Linked DNA regions of Homo sapiens: region 2 is linked to region 1. A link is an interaction called in ENCODE POLR2A ChIA-PET data of the cell type or tissue named here. Cell type or tissue: PC-3. All regions are shown on one strand.

Region 1 (8,000 bases):
CAGTGAGTGATATGAACATTTAGAAACTTCCAGAGCTATGTGACATTGCCATGACAGCCACCAATGTGATTTTGTATTTTGCGAAAGTATCCATAGCATATTAAATATTTTAAAAATCTGGCCCTTTTCTGCAGATAATTTCAGAAGCACTGCTCTAGAAGACTACTTAATAAATACAATTATGCTAATTGCCATTCATTTTATTTGTTCATTTGTTCAATTTGTTCCACTGTTAGCTTAGCTCTAGCTGCTGAATACAATTTAAAATAAAACTATTCTTCTGAGAATTTCTTGTGAATATTCTAAAATTTGGATTTTCATTAATATAAGATTGATTTTCTCCACTTAGGCTGAATTAGTGAGGCTTTATCATCTACTTAGAAAATACCAGTAATCACTACTGGTTTGATGATTTCCAACTCTGACTGGTAAAGCTGTTCTTTGATTTCACATGTCAGTGCTGTTCTTTAACGCAGTCAAACACACAACACTGCAAAGTCTCTTTTATTACATATAAACTAACCATTCCATTAAGGCACAAAGTTACAACCCAGCTGCCAGTTACAACTCAACTGACACAAAAATATTATTCTTGTCTTTCAGGTCAGAAATGTAAAACAAGGAAGAAGTTTAGATTCCTTGCCTTTTTAATACTGGTGAGAAATAATACAATAAAACAATGTTAAAAATGGAGAGTGCATTTGGGGAATGTGAAGTTGATCTGATTTTAGAAACTAGTAGACTAATTGGGTTCTCAGGGGCCTGTTAATGGATTTTAATTGTCTTGTTTCTTGGTTAAGTGAAAATACTTGCATGCCTGATGTCTGAATCCAGCTCGGAAGTATAATCATCACAGGGTCCCTAGAGAGAAAATGAGCAGGAGGAGAAAGAAAAGATGCGCCTTCTAGGATGCAAAATGCAAAAAAAAAATGCTTGGAGAAGGCTATGTGCACATTTCCAGGTTCCAGCCTATTCACATTGTTCTAAGGAACTGGCTGAAACACAAAGGTGAGTATGTGTTGCTACAGAGAAAGCAGGCTGAAACCAGACACCAGAGCTCCACGCACATATCATCACAACAAAAATGCATCCATGTACAACTTGTCAGGGAGCAGACTGGGGCCTAACAATCCCCATCTTCTGAATCAGCAGGTGTGAGATGAAGGTGGACAGCTAAAGCAGTTTGCAAAAATTACTGTAGTTTTTATTCACTGTGGTTTCACAGCAATAGCCATGTGGCCCTTGGATGAGTGGCAAGTGAAGAGAAAAAAGTAAAAGTCTCTAAGTTGTTGGAGTTCCATTGTTCTAAAATAATTAGGAACTGTGGACCTAATAATTTAAAAGCTTTTCTGTATCTTTACATATAGCCTTTTTACTCTCAACTTCCTGATAGGTTCAGAGATCACTATAGTTCCTCTATATTCACTAGTATGCTCACGAGAAGACAAGTACTTGCCAGCCTGTTTTCTACCTATTCCTGTCAACATGTTAGCATGGCCTGGGTGTTCCACATGGCTGGCTTCTCTTCCCTCCCTAGTGCTGTACCAGACCCTTTCCAGACATTTAGGAAGCTTCACACCGTTCAGTTACAAACTGAGAGAAACATTAAATAATTCTGAAATGTTTTCTAAGAAATGTAAAATGCAACCTCTCATCCCCCTAATAATCACTGGTGTCAACAGTGCAGATCATCAACATGCCTGTGCTCTTTTTACTCCCTCTGTTGTAAAAGCCCAGAGACAATGAGGTTTTTCATACGCTACTTTGGAAAATAATGCAGTAAATGTGAATACTTATCCTAGGAATAAGCTCCAGCTGTTGAATAAAGTTAGGCTTTAACATTTTTTTAAATGACGCAAGGCATGTTTTTGTTTCTCTTCTAAACCCTATGGAAAAATCCTTGTGATCATTTTCTACTAAAATGCTAAAATAGTGTTTTAGACAAGGTGACTCTACATAAAATTAAGAAAAACACAGACTCTTTTTATGCTGTTTTTTGCTAAACTAATGCCCAAAAAAGGGCTTTTCATGTTAAAATGATAAAGCCCTTAAATGGGGGTGAGATCTTGGATTCAGGCCAAAGTTGACCCAGAGAAACTTAATTTCAGGCCTTTTTCAGACCTGGAAAACCCCTAAGTAGAAGAAACTAAGCATGTGTCATTTCTTCATTCCTCTACTGCTATGGTTTGAATGTCTGTTCCCTCCTAAACTCAGGTTGAAATCTAATTGCTATCATAAATCATATGATATCAAATATCATAGTAGTAAGACATGGGAGTTTAAAGAGATGATTAGATCATGAGAGCTCTGCTTTCATGAATGGGTTAGTGCCATTATTGCAGTAGTGGGTTCATTATGAGAGGCGGAGTTTGGCCCCCTTTTACTCTTTCTCACCCTCTCTTTACCCTTCCACCTTCCATCATGGGATGAAGTAACAAGAAGGCCCTTGGTAGATGCTGGCCCCTCAATCCCGGACTTCCCAGCCTCTAGAACTGTGAGGAAATAAAGTTCTGTTCTTTAGAACTTACCTAGTCTGTGGTCTTTTGTTACAGCAGCACAAAACAAACAAAGACACCTACTCACTTAAGCCTCCGAATACACTTGGTACTATGGTTGGCAATGAACAACGCCCTGTCTCTCTGAAAACTCAAAATTCTTTGCAATTTTTACCTTAGAACCTATAGAGGAAGGTCATTAATTCTTTAAGGCTCTGAAGGGATCTCTTAAGGTCATCTGAACAAAAAAAATGTACTAAAATGCTGCAGGCAGAAAGCTGATAGAACAAATCAACTTCTCAAGGTGCCATGTTAGACGTTTAGGAATGAAGCTGACTTGGCAAATTATGGGCTCTGCACGTAATTATGTCACCTATTCTCACAGGTTCTCCTGCTTCTTCATCCTCCTCCTGTCCCCATCTGAATTCCTTTTCATATTCATGTCAGCATAGGAGAGATATATTTGTTACACTGATGAGTCATCGTGGGGAAGAAGTGGCAGTCTAGCAGCAGCTGAAGCCAATACACCTGACAGTTATACCAATTCTCTCTGAAGACACAGGCAGTTTGTGGCAGACAGTGAGGAATGATTCATGTTCTAATCGCTACGAAATTACAAAAGAATTGCCAAACCGGGTCTCATTTGGATTGACAGAGAATTTTTGAGAGAAATCTATCAGAAGCACAAACCTCTACAAGGTCTTTTGTTTGTTTAAGAAAGGATGGGTATTTGCCTGGTTTCTAAAGGAAAGATGAGGTCTGAGGTGTCAAAACTTGTCTCAGACATGAACCTAAAATATGAATCTTCACCCTGATATTCACACAAATACACCAAATCCAATCTAATCAAATTACTGTTAGATATTACTACAACATGAATTTATAAAACTAATTTTTGCAAAACAAATCTTTGAAAGCATAAACAAAACCCCAAAGCATTAAAAAAAAAAACAAACCCAAATACGTAATGTAGCAGTTTTGAGGATTAGGGTTGGGGTGTGTTAAATGGAGGAAATCCAGGGTGCCACAACTCAAGATAAAGGGCTATCAGATTAATGTAAAGTTGAAGTCGGATGTTACAGACCCTTAGCACTGCCTTCTTTCCCACCCTGACATGATCCCCGTTTCAGGGTCCAGTACTCTGAGGCCCCAGACAGACTGCTTTATTTCATCTGCATCTCAGCAAAGGCCCCACAGGACCAGCTGACTTCCCTCTCCTTTGTTTGGCACTCTTGCTAGAACAGACTTGGGGGCCTCCCAGCCGTCAATCAGAGGCTGCAGACACATCTGTGACCTACCTTTATTGTCACTCTAACCCTAAGAAATAATCACATTGGAAAGAATTCCAGACCACCTGTGGATAATAGCACTAAGGTGGGTCAGTGTAAATACAAAGCTCTAAAATGCAGATAAAATCTGAGTTGCAGATAAACCCTTGCCCTGTGCCTTTATGGGTGGCTTTTTGCAAGTATTTTCAAGTCAGGCATGGGAAAACCTTAGAGACTGTACTTGAGAGATAGCTAAATGCAGTCACCTCAGATATTCTGAATAAGTGCTACAGTAGGTGGGGCTCAAGCCTAACCCTTTGCCTTCTGGAAATACTGAGATGTAAATAGTAATGCTGCTCTCAATCTGGAGTGTCCCAGTCCCAAAATCCAATTCTGTAGGAGCTCAAAACCCCCATTCAGAGTAAGAGGCCACAGGTGGCAAAGGTACAATTTGCTTCCACACCCCAGACCCTGCAATACCTTCGTTTTCCTCCAGCTTCCGGATATGGCGCAGGACAGGCTGCAGATTCATATAGAGGCGGTGGCTGTTGCTCAGAAGTTGCAGGAGGTGTCTGGAGCGCATGGGGCACCCCGTGTAGTATATGAGCTTCCGGGCAGAAGGCAAGCCATCTGGCAAAATCTCAAATTTCTTACCCTTTGGAAGGAAACCATGAATCAAATTCAGGAAGAAAAATCTCTGATTTGCCAAAGTCCCCTTTGTTTCCTATTTAGTAAGGAAAATTATAGATTCTGAAATGTATAAAGTTTCATTTAAAATTCCTTGTGGGATAAATTATTGTTTTTCCTTTCAAAAATGTCACAGGACAGGGGATGACCAGAAATTCAGGAAAGCATCTAGCCACAAGGGTCTGTCAGTAAACACTGACTATCCAAAACAGCTGAGGAATATCTTTGGTTTCTCTGGCTGGTCAGGTTATTTGTATAATGCAGAAGAGAAGGGTCCATCATAAAAGAACCATCAAATATAATCCCAACACCCTAACTCAGCAACAAGGCAACCAATTCTAAAAGATTCTAAATTATTTACCAATTCTAAAATATTTATTGAACACTTAAAATGTACCAAACACCTTGCTAGGCACTGAAAAAAAAATAGGCAGTGAATACGACAGACAAGGTTCCTACCCTCATGGAGCTATATATCCCAGCAGGAGAAATGGCAAAGAAACACACAAAATAATAAGTTTATGATAAATTATTGGAAATAAATAAGGAGTTATATAGTGAACAATACAGGATATCTATTTGGGGTTTAGAAGAAATGGAAAACTTCCCTAGCTAAACATAGAGAGAGCTGGTAGTTGGAGGTATGAGATGGGAAAGAACAAGAACAGCTATCAGTAGACATATAAGGAGTCTCATTCTTCAAATCTGATCACTAAGATAAAGTCCTAAGTTGAGGGCAAGGCTTTGACAAAGTTTCTTACAGTTATGGGATATTATGAACTCTTTTAACTTTCCTAATAATGAATAGGGCAGCCGAAATACAAAAAGGAGTATTTCAGATATAATGATTCTCAGCCAGAGAGTGGAGGTAAAGCAAGAACGGAGACATATTCTAACTACACACCTTAAGGTCTGTATGGAGCAGTATGGGCTTGTATAGCCCAGGCAGGGATAAGGTGGAGGTGTTTTTTTTTTAAATCTCTGAGATTTCCCTCATTTTAAAGGAACTACCAGTGGACCCCAATACTGAAATAGTAACAACTGACATTTATTGAGCACTAAGCATGTATCCACTCATTTAATCCTCAAAGCAAGTCTAGGGAGGGAGTTAATTATCTACATTTTAGAATGAAACCAAGGCACAGAGTTTATGTAACTTGCTCAAGGTCATACAGCTAGGCAGAGCTGAGTTGGCTTCAAGAAGCATCATCTGAGAAACTTGTCAAAATAGATTCCTCATCTCTACTCCAGACCCACTGAGTCAAAAATCTCCTGGAGGAGGAGCATGAGGCCCAAAAATATGTATCTTTAAAGAAGACTCCTCAGATAAGGGCAATACACAAACAGATTCAGCAAGCAACAAGTCCAGGACCCTAAAAAACCCTCAATTTCATAAATGTACTTTATTATAACTTAATTTGGGGCATGAAAGGGGCAAGTGCGTCATAATTTGCTCATTTTCAAACAGCTCAGATCCTTTCACAAATAGCTTGAAACAAAAAAGAGCCAGTTAGGAGGAGACAGGTTAGGCCCCATGTAATGTATAAGTAAAGTGAAATCAGATTGAATCGTGCCCAAGTAATTAAAGTAATGTGAAGTCAGAAACACATCTTTTGACTTACAGGGCAGCATGGAGTCAATGCCCACATTCTATTTGCAATATAGCCTCATGGAGCTATATATCCCAGCAGGAGAAATGGCCCTTTATTTACATAGGCCATCTTTCTTACAGGAGAGAAGCCCATGTCTACAAATCCTTATCTTCCTTTCCTCATGTATTTTTTTCAGTAATTTCTGAACAAAGCAGAACTACGATTTTTTTTTTTTTTTTTTTGAGATGGAGTTGCACTCTTGTTACCTAGGCTGGAGTGCAATGGTGCGGTCTTGGCTCATGGCAACCATCGCCTCTCGGGTTCAAGAGATTCCCATGCCTCAGCCTCCTGAGTAGCTGGGATTACAGGTGCCCACCACTATGCCCAACTAATTTTTGTATTTTTAGTAGAGACAGGATTTCACCATGTTGGCCAGACTGGTCTCGAACTCCTGACCTCAGGTGATCTGCTCACCTTGGCCTCCCAAAGTGGCTGGGATTATAGGAGTGAGCCACTGTGCCCGGCCAGAACTATGAATTTTTATGACCAAATGTACACATTATTAACTATAATTCTTTGAACCCTACCAAAAAACGGATATAGCTGGCAAAAGAGAAATACTTGGGAAAAATCAAGACGTTGCTCTAACAAAAGAAAATGTATCATTCTCAATATTGTAAGAGTATTTTTCATGTTAAGAACTGCAGACCTCTCTTTAAAATAATGGGTTTTAAATAGTCAAATATTAATAGAAACATCTTTTTATATAATTCTTTATTCTTTGCTCAAGAGAGGTAACTTTCAAAAGAACTGGCTAACCTCTACGCGAAATACCTTCTGCAACTAGAATAACTTAGGGTCATGTGCTACGGACCAAACATAAATTAAAATTACTAACTTCTTTTGCTATAAGAGTCTTTACTGTAAGATTCTTTGATTTTAAGTTCACTACTGATATGTGTGACAAAGAATCTATAGCACATGCATTAGAATACAAGAAAGCAAATTATCTTCAGTGTCAACTTCTTAAAAATAACAGCTTTTGTGCCTGAGACAATATTGTTTAAAAACAAAACAAAAAATAACAGAAACCCAAAAAAGTAAGCAATTAATGAGACTTTTCTTTTAAGCCAGTTATTTTAAACTTACCACAAACACCAATTTTCCAACATTTGTCCAGGGGAAATCATAAAGTAATTGTTTCTCTTCATCTAAATTCTGTGAAAAGAATATGCATATGGAGTTAATGGGAAAAATGATAGATACTGTAAAATGGCTCTAACTTCTTTCCCTGAAAACCAAAATACAGTAATTAAAATCTGAAAAAAGCCCCCACATCTCTTTGGAGAAATACAGACAATAATTAAAAGATTCATGATAACAATTCTGTGGCTTTTGGTTCCTGTGTGACTGTATTAACTAACCCTTTTAAGGCAATCTTTTCCCTTCTGGTGTATGCCTAAATTTAAATAAAAAGTCCAAAGGACTCAGGTATTCAAGAGATGCAATAAGGCGCTCAGACTTTCATAACTGGATATTTTGCCTACATCAAAGATAAGACATCCTTTCACTTTCCTGTGTCTTGCTGAAAGAGGTATCTGTCTCCCTTTTTGATGGCTGCAGGATAACACTGTCTCACCTGCTAAAAGGTGACAGTTTCTACTTATTTAAGGGGTAAGTTTCATCACTAAAGTATAACGGAAATTAAAACGTCTGGTCAGGCACAATATTAAAATGTTGTTTTTCTTTCCACTTACAAATGCTCCAAAGGATAAAAGAATATTTAAAATCACTGACACACAGAAACGTTTGGATATTAATGATCTGTTAGTGACCTGTTAGTGATGAACCTGGGCTAATCTTTGACTTATTGTTTTCTGTTATTTCTTATTACTTATTGTTTTCTGTTATTTCTTATTACTGTCAACAATCAGGCTGAGTCACTTCATCCATCCTAC
Region 2 (8,000 bases), 150 kb after region 1:
TATGTCATAGATGCAACTGTACCTTTCCAGCATATGCTATGAAATATTTCAACTTATGCTAAAATGAGATTTTCTAATCATATATAACTGTTATTCATTCATATTAGCATTTATGTGAAAGATTAGGGAAAGTTCCTTCTCCTGAAATATTTGCCAACTGATGACGTGTTTTGCTTTGTACATTGAATAGAGGTAAGGGAAATAAATCATCTTTCAAGATCCTCTTCTGGTCCTTTGATCTTCTGCACTGGGGTCACCCAGCTGGCTTTTCAAATTTTGCTCCAAGGGCTGGTGAACATTAGAGGAGCTAATAGCAGGCACTATTCTTTACTCTCCTAGCACTATGGATAGGCTATGAATGATGCTTTTCCATATTTTATCACGTCCCTAATGCTATCTGGCCTTATGCTGGAGTGCCAGCAGTGGCCAAGGAACTAGAAGAGCAGAGAACAGGGAGGTGACATAATAACAAACCTTCATAGAAGATAAAACATAGTAGTGGTGTTGCTGCTGGTCTAGTGGGGATGAGAAAACTTACAGGTAGGTGAGCCATGCAAAGGAGAGACACTTGATATCTCCCCTGTCTGCTTGTTTTTAATGAGACAAAGTTTGATGTAACCTTTTTGAATTTATAAGTCTATTAATAAAATCTTTAATCATGGCTAATATTTATTAAGCCAGGTATTTGCTAAGTACTCCTGGATTATCTGCATTATTTTTTTAGAGCAATCCTCACTAGTACAGTCTATTAGTATCTTCATTATATAAATGAGGAAATTGAGTCTAAGAGACTCTGATACCTACTCGTCAAGAAATATGTATGATTTGGAGAAGAAATCATGCATATCTTTGCAAATGAGGCATCATCTTCAGCAAAGGTACTCTTGGGAGCCACATTTACCAATCATTTAAGAACGACAGTATCTTTATATGTATTCTTTTTAAGTTTAGCAGATAATTAATTAACAGGGATTCCCAGGGTTACACCAGATCAGAGATGAAATTTCTGCTGGGTAGCTATCCAGGCTGTTTTTCAGAATTGGTGATACTGGATAGTGTGGAGAACTCCAGCATACCCTAAACACTACAAGAGGACAGAATCACATTTTGTGTGACAACATAAATCCTTCATAAAGGACGACACAATCCTTTGCCAATGGCTTCAGAGGCACACTGCAGCATCGAACTCCTCAGCTCAAGTGATCCTCCTGCCTCAGCATCCCAAGTAGCTGGGACTACAGGTGTGTGCCACCAGGCCTGGCTAATTTTTATTTTCTGTTTTTTATAGAGATGAAGTCTCACGATGTTGTTCAGGCTAGTCCCAAACTCTTGGCCTCAAGCAATCCTCTTGCCTCAGCCTCCCAAAGTGCTGGGGTTAGTCATGAGCCACCATGCCCAGCCATGCTGTGGATGTTAATTATGTTAATTATAAAAGGCAGCCATCTTAGTAGCTGGACACCCATTTATAGATGTGTCTTCCATGACTATTTTCCTCCTCAAAGCTAACAAGGGATATAAATCATTTCATTAGTTGACAATTTCTACCAAACACATCGTTTTGACGGAGTCCCATATTAGATAGAATTTAAGTTGTCACAAAGATAGTATGTTTGGAATAATGTATGATTTTATGAAGCAAGCTTGTTAAATGAGGAATGGATGAATCTGAAGGAAGAAAAGGCAATGGAGAAAAGAAAGGAAGAAACATTAAGTCCATTAAATGCAATCGACCCAGAGAGATATTTTCTATTCCTTTGGCCTACGAAACCTATCTAAAACTGGTTCTCAGAACTGTATGTGCATCAGAGTCAACTGGAAACTTTATTAAAGCACAGGGGAGAGCCTGAGAATTTGCATTTTTAACAACTTCCTTCATGGTGTTGATGCTGCTGGTCTGGGAACCACATTTTCAGACCCACTGCTCTCAAATGTATTTGGAATTGTACACGATTGGAGATCTTATTTGACCTTTCCCAGATTACAGTCCAGAGATCTGTCTAAGGCTGACACCATCTTTAGATTTCTTAAACTTCGGTTTTTGTTTTTTGAAACAAAGTTTACAGGTTCACTTTAGCACTTCTTACCTGATGAAATTTGACAAGTTTCCAACCAGAAGAAGCTTCATAAGAAAAAAACAGATATGAAGGCTGTTGAGAGAAAAATAAGGAACAATCAAGAAAAGAAATATAAATGTCTCTATTTTTATAATTAGCATTACTTTTAGACAGATTAAACACCACCATTCCAAAGATACATCAATTTTATTTTCTCCACCATTTTTATTAGCAACTTGAACAAATTTGCAGATGAAGAAAATGCAATTGGACTAACAATGTGACAAGTTAAAAAGAAAATTCTCCGCCGGGCACGGTGGCTCATGGGCCGGGCGCAGTGGCTCACGTCTGTAATCCCAGCACTTTGGGAGGCCAAGGTGGGCAGATCACGAGGTCAGGAGATCGAGACCATCCTGGCTAACATGGTGAAACCCCGTCTCTACTAAAAATACATAAAATTAGCCGAGTGTGGTGGCGCACACCTGTAGTCCCAGCTACTCGGGAGGCTGAGGCAGGAGAATGGCGTGAACCCAGGAGGTGGAGCTTGCAGTGAGCCGAGATCGCGCCACTGCACTCCAGCCTGGGCGACAGAGCCAGACGGTCTCAAAAAAAAAAAAGAAAAAGAAGAAAGAAAATTCTGGCCGGGCATGATGCCTCAAGCCTGTAATCTCAGCTCTTTGGGAGGCTGACATGGGCACATCACTTGAGCCTAGGAGTTTGAGAGTAGCCTGGGCAACATGGCAAAACCCTGTCTCCACAAAAAATACAAAAATTAGCTGAGCAGGGTGGCATGCCTGTAGTCCCAGCTACCAGGAAGGCTGAGGTGGAAGGATCACCTGAGCTCGGGAGGTCAAGTCTGCAATGAGCTGTGTTCACACCACTGCACGCCAGCCTGGGCGACAGAGTGAGATTCAGAAAAAAAAAAAAAAAAAAGAAAGAAAGAAAGAAAAGAAAATTCTATTATTAAATAGAAAGTGACAATAATGTCAGAGTTACAATAAAGTATTCTAAACAATGTTAATTAGTGTTTATTCTGACCCTGGTATTGTTTGCCTAAGTTAAGGCACTATTTTTAGTAACCAAACTATTTTGGTTACCGTTTCTTTTTTTGGCATTCCAAAGTCTGCTTCCTAATGCAAGGCTGTTGTCTGTTTATTTGACAATTTATTTCTTTTTCTGATTACCAAACAATTTGGGAAACTCTGAGAACCATACAGAAATGTCTGAGAGGCACGTCTGTGTAGCGTTTGTGAGGGCTAGTATGAAGACAGGGCTTCTTCAGTAAAAGCCTTTCTGGCTGGGCACAGTGGCTCACGCCTGTAATCCCAGCATTTTGGGTGGCAGAGGTCGGGGGATCACCTGAGGTCAGGAGTTCGAGACCAGCCTGGCCAACGTGGTGAAAACCTGTCTCTACCAAAAATACAAAAATTAGCCAGGCGTGGTGGCACCTGCTTGTCATCCCAGCTACTCAGGAGGCTGAGGCAGGAGAACTGCTTGAACCCGGGAGGCAGAAGTTGCAGTGAGCCGAGACTGCGCCATTGCACTACAGTTTGGGCAACAGGGGCAAAACTCCATCTCAAAAAAAAAAAAAAAAAGTAAAAGCCTTTCTGGATATTTTATTAGCATTTCCAGGTAAGGGAAGAAATACAATGTTTTCCTTTGGTCAGGCAATCAATTCATACCAGAGCTGGTCCCTTCACCACAGCCTCTTGATTCCCTATCATATCAAGCCCATTGGATTTAGTGATCTGTAGAGGTCATTGTTTCCATACTTCTCCTTCACTCACAAATGGTGCTGGACAATTCAAACCACTCCCAGAACCATCCTTGGGCAGCCTGGCACACATGCCCAGCTGTTCTGGATTTTTGGCCTACTGTTGGCCACAGAGAGATAACTTTAACAGGCCAGTACAAGGCAAAAAGTTTCTTGCAGTGTTCGCCATTTCTTAGTCACCTCTCCTCACTTCCACATAGGGACAAAGATAGTGGTCACTCATTTCTTGAACTTCAATGCTTGCTCCATTTCTCCTCCCATTACACCTGTTTCTGGATTAAGGCTGCTTACAGCTCACGCTGTACTCCTCCAAAACACTGTAAGAAGAAGGCCCAGAGAGTTCTGACTTGTGAATGCAAAACAGGAGCTTGACATTCTTTAGCTGGACCTATCATTCTTCTAATGCCTAAATCAATGGAAGGTTTCCTGCAGACAAGAATTGGCTCAGAAAATTTCTCATTCACAGTCAAGGCTTGTAAGGAACAACATCACCTCCATGGGACTAAATATAGCCTATGATATTTTTATTCTAGAAAAGACATAAATGAACTCATAGCTATTTTGCCAAGTGCTTTCTTCTTAAACATTTATGGCAAGCCAGTGCTTCTCAGCTCGTCAAGGCAAGATGCCTACAGATGTTAACTTGTTAGCTTGCCTAGGCTAGAAATTCAGGAACTTCGAGACACGAAACTCATTCCTAGTATAACTACGTATTTGTGTGTCAGCAAAGACTATTTTCTTTTCCCTTTATTAAGAAAAATACCAACTGCAAACATTTATTGAGCTTTGAGATAGCTATAAAAGAAGTATTAGATATGAGTCTTGTTCTGGAAGTGCTTATGATCAAGTCTGAATACAAAATCTGTACATATGAAATAATCAGAAACAAAGAAAGGAGAGAGTTAAGCATTAACTGTGCAGTACAGACCTTACAGATGTACTATGTCAGAGTGTTGAGGATAGCTTTAAGAAGGATGTGATTAAGGCAAATAAAGGATGCATATGATTTCTACAAAAAGATGGGTGGGACGGGGCATAGTGGCTCATATCTGTAATCCTACCACTTTGGGAGGCCAAGACAGGAGGATTGCTTGAGGCCTGGAGTTTGAGATCAGCCTGGGCAACATAGCAAGATACTGTCTCTACAAAACGATTAGCCAGGCATGTTGGCACATGGCTATAGTCCTAGCTACTAAGGAGACTGTGGCAGGAGGATGACTGGAGCCCAGGAGTTGGAGGTTGCAGTGAGCTATGATGCCTCCACTGTACTCCAGTCTGGGTGACAGAGTGAAACCTTGTCCCTAAAAGAAAACAAAACCAAAAACAGATGGGTAGTCATGGTAGCATCTAGAAGTCTCATACTGGTAACCAGAGGGTCAAGGGACTTTTTAATTTGACCTTCACTCGTTTCAAAACAAATTTGAGTTAGTTGCCAACATTAACAACTTGGAAGATTTTACATTAAAATACATTTTTTCTTTTAAAAAATGACGAGTCTGTCAAAACCTGGCCTACGTTTCTGCATGGTAACTGGCCTATGTTTCTGCATGAACCGGAGCTGAGTAGCACCCATCCCTTCAGATGGGGCACTAACTACTCCTTCCCCACCTCCCATACCACTTCCTGTTGCTTCTCCCACTTAACCTGCTGCTTTGCTCATCTGTAGCAGCTGTCTGGCTCTTGTGGGCATTTGAGTTTTCAATGCCTGCTGTGCATTAACAGAGCCTCCTGCATAGGGGGCCTGTGACAAATGCTCAACCTCAACCAATTCTGTGAAAACAAGCGATCCTGCCCTCTCAGTCCAACTTCTGCAAGGTAAAACAACTTATACACAGAAGGATACTTTACAAAACTTTGTTCTTAGTCTAGAGAGGAAACTATCATGGACAACACATACAAATAGTTTAACTTTTGGTTTTGAAAGTATTGGGTTGGTGCAAAAGTAATTGCGGTAAAAAGTAATGGCAAAACTGCAATTATTTCGCACCAACCGGATACATTGGGTATAATGACTCAAAATGCATATTCGAGGATGGTGGATTGCCTGGCTACTGTGTAGGAAGGCTGGAGCTTCATTAACTCTTTCAGTTCATTGAATTTAAAAAGACCCAGGTGAAACAAATATTACGTGGGAAAATTCAGATTGGAAAGTGGATAAATTGAGGTTGCTTATTCTATTTTTCAGAAAATGTCCCTATTTTACAAAGAATTTTTAAAAGCAAAGTTGTTCATATATATTTAAAATATGGTCAAATCTACCTGAAAAGTAGCACTGTGTATTCTATAAAGCCAGACACATCTGTATGGGTCTTTACTCTGGACAATCGATTCTTTACTGTTTGCTCTGAGGAAATGTATGTGTCACATCCAAGTGGCTGGTCAATGCAAGCTGCGTGTGTTCGATTTGGAATGACTTTTCATGCTGGTACTGGAATGGTCATTCCTTTGTTCATTTGACTATCCTAAATGCATACATTTCTTTAGCCCAGTGGGCTTTGTCTTGAGACAGAGTCTCCCTCTGTCGCCCAGGCTAGAGTTCACTGGCATGATCTCGGCTCACTGCAAGCTCCACCTCCTGGGTTCATGCCATTCTCCTGCCTCAGCCTCCTGAGTAGCTGGGACTACAGGCGCCCGCCACCACACCCGGCTAATTTTTTTGTATTTTTAGTAGAGACGGGGTTTCACCATGTTAGCCAGGATGGTCTCAATCTCCTGACCTCATGATCTGCCCGCCTCGGCCTCCCAAAGTGCTGGGATTACAGGCGTGAGCCACCGTGCCCGGCCACTGTCTTGACTTTTTTAATAAACAGCTCTGTGAACTTGGAGAGATCCATTAAACTTTCCTGGTTTTTGTTCCTCAAATGAGGGAACATAACAACACAATGTGCCCCAATTCATGACTTCCATCTAAGGCCTCGCCACCTCTAGAACTGCTGCTGTTCCCTGAGGCCCCATTTCCTTCATAGTTAATGGAGGTGGTTGGGCTAGATCTTCAGAGCCCATATTTACCGTGGCATTGTCTAGCTCTTGGTGATTCATTTAAACAAAACAAGGACGACCCACAACTACCACCGCCACCACCAGCACCACCACCATCACCATCACCCCCATCAAAAACCTCCGTCTATTTCTCAAGACTGAAAGTGAAAAGGGTTGTTTCTTTTCAAATATTTAAAAACAAACCCAAACTACCTTTGGGCAAGAAGCCTAGAAGAGCATGCCTCACCTCATACCATCAGTTCTTGGTATTTGAATCCAGTGGGCTAATCCAGTATTGTTCTAGCAGCACCTTGAAGCTTAATAGAGCTCAACTACAGCTGCCCCCAAGTGGGTTACACTAGTATTCGGCACGTGTAAGCCAAGTGTTACAAGTTTCTGTGAAGAAGTCATTTCAGTTTGGGAAAAATTGTCTAATTTGGCCATTCAATTTGCATTGTTCTGAAAGTTGCCAGACTTGTCCTGCCAGGCATTAGTGTCAAGAACTTTCATCTTCCTTGGCTCCACCTCCTCTCTCTGTGTACACAGAAGAACAAAGGGAGGAGGCCCTGAGGCAGTGCCATCCAAGGAGCCAAACCCGGTCTGGGTTTTGAGTTGATGACTTTTTTGAATTATAAAAACTTTTCCAAGGAAGTTTTCGCTCAAGACTTTTATGGGTTTTATAAACAGAAATGAATGCAAGCTGGACAACAGACCGTGGCAAGTTAAACATCATGAACAGGTCTGCCATTATTACTGTCGTGAAAAATCACTTCCCTGTGTTTTTGATTCTCTTTAAATATATACACATAGAAAATGCACACACATTTCTTTTCCTATATTTTTAATTAGGAAAATATCCCACATGTTGATAAACTTTCTGTGAGTGACATGGTACCTGATTTTTAGCAAATGCGAGCTCCTACATGTAAGTGAAGTCACCCTTTAACTGTTAGGAGAACTGCTTATTTAAACATTTGCTTAGAAGAGGTTGTTGCCCCGAGGCCTTTCCAAAAGAGCCCTTGACCTCTCTTTCTAAGGCTGTTGTGCTGCTTTTCAGAAGAGGATTGTTAATTATATCCTTTAAACCACCTATTATTCTGAGCTGCTGCTGTCCATAATCTCTCTCTGTCAAAGCCACCCTTGGTCAGCTCTCTCAGACCCCGGAGCTGCCTGCTCAAAATGGAGGCCGCTTA

What was found. Peaks named below come from ENCODE experiments on the same cell type or tissue, not always from the same donor. Only the 100,000 strongest peaks of a DNase experiment are listed, where the experiment ranks them.
Region 2: POLR2A ChIA-PET joins it to region 1 with 22 read pairs; 2 of 35 experiments call an interaction of 5 or more read pairs at or near these places.

Annotation. Positions count from the first base shown.
Region 1 is chr14:51,711,743-51,719,742 of GRCh38, reverse strand. FRMD6 (FERM domain containing 6) reads right to left here. Exons shown (of 14, transcript NM_001267046.2): 9 at 7,192-7,260; 10 at 4,244-4,418. Among named protein-coding and RNA genes, the nearest start is that of FRMD6, 64 kb to the right of the region's middle. In PC-3, no CTCF peak of the experiment used is centred here; a DNase peak (open chromatin) is centred at 3,012.
Region 2 is chr14:51,564,495-51,572,494 of GRCh38, reverse strand. The region is part of intron 2 of FRMD6-AS2 (FRMD6 antisense RNA 2); the gene reads left to right. It also overlaps a transcript of FRMD6 not described here. Among named protein-coding and RNA genes, the nearest start is that of FRMD6-AS2, 31 kb to the left of the region's middle. In PC-3, no CTCF peak of the experiment used is centred here; a DNase peak (open chromatin) is centred at 7,334; H3K4me3 peaks cover 1,037 bases; H3K27ac peaks cover 1,737 bases.